2 separate regions of the Mus musculus genome follow, and region 1 is linked to region 2. A link is a loop called in an ENCODE intact Hi-C map of the cell type or tissue named here. Cell type or tissue: gastrocnemius. All regions are shown on one strand. Links, peaks and the distances in the headings refer to the core of each region. The heading gives the core; the rest is flanking DNA.

The links. A loop is a pair of places that touch in the nucleus more often than their neighbours do. Peaks named below come from ENCODE experiments on the same cell type or tissue, not always from the same donor. Only the 100,000 strongest peaks of a DNase experiment are listed, where the experiment ranks them.
Region 1: it touches region 2 in a loop (2.8-fold over the local background); 10 of 42 quality-filtered maps call a loop at or near these places.

Annotation. Positions count from the first base shown.
Region 1 is chr1:87,243,050-87,245,857 of GRCm38, reverse strand. No RefSeq gene overlaps it. Among named protein-coding and RNA genes, the nearest start is that of Efhd1, 20 kb to the left of the region's middle. In gastrocnemius, for the core only: no CTCF peak of the experiment used is centred there; a DNase peak (open chromatin) is centred at 1,459.
Region 2 is chr1:87,358,409-87,361,216 of GRCm38, reverse strand. The region is part of intron 3 of Gigyf2 (GRB10 interacting GYF protein 2); the gene reads right to left. Among named protein-coding and RNA genes, the nearest start is that of Gm22549, 18 kb to the right of the region's middle. In gastrocnemius, for the core only: a CTCF peak has its summit at 1,225 (motif pointing right); no DNase peak of the experiment used is centred there.

The DNA.
Region 1 (2,808 bases), core at 174-2,673, 120 kb after region 2:
GGAGTGTCTGAAGACAGCTACAGTGTACTGACATATAATAAATAAATAAATCTAAAAAAATAAATAAATAAATAAATAAATAAATAAATAAATGGCAAGGAAGGAAAAACAAAACAAAACAAAAAACAAGGCAGCAAGAACGTTTCACAGGAGGCCAGGGAGGACTTTCTGGAGGTGACACTGGAAATGGCAAAGGGGCCTGGTGTGGTAAGATAAGGTCACTTTGCAGGGCTGATCTACTCTTGGGGGCCACTGGCCACAGCTCACTGCTAGGTGGGAACAGGAAGGGGGCAACAGCAAGGAGACAAAAAGAGGGATTTTAGTTCCAATCTTCACTAGGGAATGTTAGTTGGAAACTCATTTAAAATGGAAATTTGGAGTCTTTGCCCTTGTTGAGCCTATTTATAGTGTCTGTTCTTCAGACTAAGGCATTCTCTGCTTCCTCCTCCTATGTCAAGGAATTTTTATTGGGTACCAAACACTGTGAAATTTATGGTTTTGGCAGGTGGACTATGCCATGTGCCTTTAAAGAGCATCGGAGCTTTTATGGCAAGCTGAACTCTCAATTGGAAACTTCTCTAGTCTTTTGAAGACTTGTATTCAAGCCTTGAAGAACAGGCCAGGCAAGGCCTTCTCTTCTTGGCTAACGTCACCTCACTTTCAAGGTGTGGCACCAGGAACTGGCCCCCATCTCTGCAGTTAAATCAAGACTGACTCTGGCCACTGGGAACTCGAGCACTTCTCCACTCCTGTGAACACTACAGTTGGTCTTCCCTTGCTCGTGACCCTTGTTGCCAAGGTCTTCTCTCCTCCCAGGAGCTGGGATGTTGAAGCAGGAGGATCACCGAGCGTTCAAGGACAGCCTTGTCTACATAGTGTTCCAGGACATCCAGGGTTACAAAGAGACCCTGTCAATTAATGCTGATGATAATAAAAGTGGGAGTAACTAAAGAAGACACACAGCATGGGCCTCTGGCTTCTACATGTGTGGTCAGGGGTGCACACCTATGAATGTTTGCTTTATGGGAGAGTTTATTATGCAGCTCTGGCTGTCTTGGATGTGATACGGAGAACTGGCTGGCCTCAAACTCACAAGATCCACCTGCCTCTGCCTTCTGGGTGCTAGGATTAAATCTATGCACTATTGAACTCAACCTACAAATAAATATTTTTTAAAAGTGCAAGACAAAACCACAGAAAGCAGGCCCTCAGAATGGTCCCACTGTCACCACTGTCTAGCAGGTGTACAACACTGTCTAGACCTTAGTGTAGGCTTTAAACACTCTTGGAACAGCTACTCTCAGCTCAAGAAACAAGCACAGTGAAGCAAGGGGGCATTTTTGTGGCATACACCTTAAGGGCTTCTTTCCATCTGTGGCCGCAGGACTCGGGATCTGTGTCACCGAGTATCTGACCCTTTGATGGCTCGGTCTTTGTTCACACAGAAAGGATTCATACTGGAGCCATGACAACGATTAGAAAAGCTAGCATGGTCCCTGGATGACTTCACTACCATCTGGTCATAGCGACGGTTAAAAGTTGTCAGGGACTCACCCGGGAGACAGGCCTTCGGGCACATCTGTGAAGAATTTCCTTGACTAGGCTAACATGAAACAGTATTTTAAAAAAACTGATTTAAAACATTTTAAAGATTTGTGATGCATGTTCTGTCTGTCTGTCTACCAAGTGCATGCCTGGTACCCTAGGAGACAGAGGAGGCCAATAAATTGCCTGGAACTGGAGTTATAGATGGCTGTGATCCACCATATAGGTGCTGGGAACCAAATCCTGGTCTTCTGGAAGATCAACCAGAGCTTTTAAACACGGAGCCATCTCTCTAACTACTAAAGACTGATTTTGAAGTTTTTTGAACTAATTAGTTAATTAATTAATGTTACAGAGCATATGTGGATGTCACAGGGCAACTTACATAAGATGGTCTTCTTCCACCATGTGGGTTTTGGGAATCAAACTCAAACTGTCAGGCCTGGCATTTTTACCCACTGAGCCCAGAAGCTGCCTCTTGGATAATGTTTTGTGTTTGTATTTGCTTCACTTTCTCACACTTAAAAAAAAAGATGTATTTATTTATTTTATGTATATGAATACTGTTGCTGTCTACACACCATAAAGGGCATCAGATCCCATTACAGATGGTTGGGAGCCACCATGTGGTTGCTGGGATTTGAACTCAGGACCTCTGGAAGAGGAGTCAGTGCTCTTAACCGCTGAGCCACCTCTCCAGCCCCACTTTCCCACACTTAATGTATTAAAATAAATGTTTTGGGGCAGCAAGGTAGCTTACAGGCAAAGTACCTGGCACCTGTGCAGAGAAGCCGTTCAGTCCCAAGAACCCACAGTGGGAAGAGAGAACTGACTCCCAAAAGCTCCTCACCTCCACACTAGCAAACATTCTCTCGCACTTACAAACACGCGCAGGGTAAAGTATTTAACAGTTTAGCCCTCAGGGACTGTTAGCAGACACTCCCTTCCTACCTGTACTTTTTACAAAGGGGCACATTTAGGTTTATAGGTGGAACAGGAGTGAAGCGCACAGTTCTGGACCCGCACTGCCCCAGGCTCCCACTGTATCCAGCATTGCGGAGGCGCGCCTGCTGGACGTGATGAACAACGTGAGCTGATGTCCTCATTGCTGAGAGTTCCTAGCTTCCATTAGGCTTTGCTGTTTGTGTGCACTCTGCAATGTGTTGACAATTGGAACCTATCATGCTGTGTCTACAGAATGTTCCACCTATTCCCACCCTGACAATCTCCAGCGACTACTCATCTCTTTCCTGTCTCCATAGC
Region 2 (2,808 bases), core at 111-2,610:
TGCTTCCCATCAGAATCTTAAGAGTTGGGCTCTGACTGGGCGTGGTGACGCACGCCTTTAATCCCAGCACTTGGAAGGCAGAAGCAGGCGGATTTCTGAGTTTGAGGCCAGCCTGGTCTACAGATTGAGTTCCAAGACAGCCAGGGCTACACAGAGAAACCCTGTCTCAGAAAAAACAAACAAACAAACAAACAAAGAGTTGGGCTCTGTCTGCTGGGGATAGCTCAGTGGGCAAAGCACTTACTAGGTCATGCGTTCAGATTCCCACACACCCAATTTTTAAAAAGACAGGTGTGATGGCAGATGTTTACATTCACAGCTCAGAGAGGTGGACACAGAAGGGTGGAGAAAGTAGAAGCTGTCTTACTGGGCAGCCAATCTATTCGGTCAAATTTCAAGTTCAATGAGAGAATCAGAAAGAAAAGAGAGGAGAGGGGAGGGGAGGGGAGGGGAGGGGAGGGGAGGGGAGGGGAGGGGAGGGGAGGGGAAGGGAGGGGGAGGGTGGGAGGGGAGGGGGAGGGTGGGAGGGGAGGGGGAGGGTGGGAGGGAGGGAAGGAGAAAGAAGAGAAGAGAAGAGAAGAGAAGAGAAGAGAAGAGAAGAGAAGAGAAGAGAAGAGAAGAGAAGAGAAGAGAAGAGAAGAGAAGAGAAAAAGAGTAAGTAAATAAGCAAGCAAGCAAGCTAGCTAAAGTGCAAAGAACAACTTCAATGTTGACCTCTGGTCTCTGTGTGCACTCCTCAATCTCCATAAACGTGCACTTGGACTGCCCTGAAAAAGTTAGGCAGGTTGCCTCTCTAAGAACAAAAGCTGGGAAATGTATATATGTTGGGATATTTGCTCTAACTTAAGCTTTGTAAGAACCTCAATACAAAAGAGAAGTATGAAATGTAATGACAGGGCTTTGGCTAAGCATACAGAGATTCTGTCCCCAGTACTGGGGAAAAAAAAAAAAAAAAAAAAAAAAGGCCAGAGAGGGAGGGGGGTTTAGGGAGGGAGGGAGGGAGAGAGAGGGACTGAGACTATTACATCTGAGCAGTCACACAGAACTAAGATTCAAGCCCAGGATTTCTGATTTAAATGACTATGTTATACTAATGAGATTCCAATTTTTCTTTTGAATAGCCAATTTATTTGCCAGACACTAACTTTAAAATATTAGAAATTAATTTTATTATCTTCCACATCATACTAAGACAATATTCTTCCCAGTAGTTTCTAACACCAGAGGGCACACCAAAGCTAATTCATGTGAAAATCCTGGAGACTCCCTCATAACCTAAGATCCCTAATTCTAAAAAAGCTCCTCATATCAAGTTTCCCAATTCATTTAACTACCCTGTCCCTTCCTATGAACCCCAATGACTTCCCAAAAAGGACCAAGAACTTCTTACAGGCACCATATTCACTAAAAGTAACACTATCAGAGCTCCCTCTACAGTATCTGTGAAGAGATTAAAGCAATTTTAAAAAGAAAAGGGGAGAAAAAAAGGTGGTTTATCGAGCTGGAATAAGCAGTGTGATCTGACTCAAAGTCAATTCCCAGGGCTCCCGACTCAGATACATGGAAAAGCTAAGCGCATGAGAATACCCCTCCCCAACGCGCACCATGACTTCTAACCACTGCCATTCGATCCTCTTTTCTAGAATCTCATCTCCTACGTTCTTCCTTAGTCTTTAAATATACATATAGCAGTGACTTTTTAGTATAGCACCTTACTTGTAGCTCTGAACTATTCATCTTTCATTCTACAAATATGAATCCCCGCTTCATTATTTCCTTATAATTTCAAAACCCAATACAACCTGGCTTATCTTACCACTGTATTATTCTACAAAGTGCTTTAACACTGCAAAAACAAAAAACAAAAACCAAGACAATGGTTCTAAATCCTATGGACTTTACCTCCCACCTTTCAAGAGTCCAGTCCTACCATATGTAATAAGAGATAGGGACCAAAGAGATGGGTCTTTGTTGGAGCACAATGGCCATATAAAATGCCAAGTCACAGAGAAGTGTGCCTCCAGGCTCACCTCTCCCACACTTCACATTACAGTAAAGACAAATGTCTTTAAGTTTATGTCTTAAATCTGCAATCTTTTGCATTCTTGTCTTTTAGCATGCCCCTTCTTCAGTCAGAATTACTTAAATATTGTTCTGAACCTTTATCAGGAAAAGAGAAAAGGAAAGACACTAAGGACAGCAAAGGTTAACTTGCAAATATATTAAAGAGAAGCTGAATGTAACTCCAAGCTAGAAAGGCTGGGGAGGGAGGTTGGGGCCTACCATAACAGGCACTTGTCAATTGGGTTTTGTTTGTTTTTTTTTAACAAATCTTAATATTCTCTTCTAAAACACAGCTCCTTTGGCTAGCAGCTCACTCATCATCCCTTTAGCCCTTTTTTAGAGGGCCACCTGACAGAACTTCTCTTTTTTTCACTGAGTATGGACAGTAATCTAGCAGCCTCGTGATTATATTCTCTTGCCCCTACCTACCTTTGCCAATCAAGCCTGAAAACCTTCTTTCAAGGAAAGTTTGAGGACTGCCTAACTAATAACTCTGGTGGACTGACCAAAACTGAGAAATAACAGTCTTTAATAGAGAAATTGGTTCTTTCTTAAGACAATCGAATTGAAAAAAAGAGATATTAACTATTTTAACAAAGATATAAATGAAAGTGCTGGGTGAGTGGGAGGGAAGGGGTTGCTCCCTTTTGTAAGCAAAGACCTGAGACTTTTTTGAGGGAGGTGGGGTGAGAGAAACCCCAGGGGAGTTTCCTGTGTCTTCCTCAGAAAACAAGGTGTCTATAA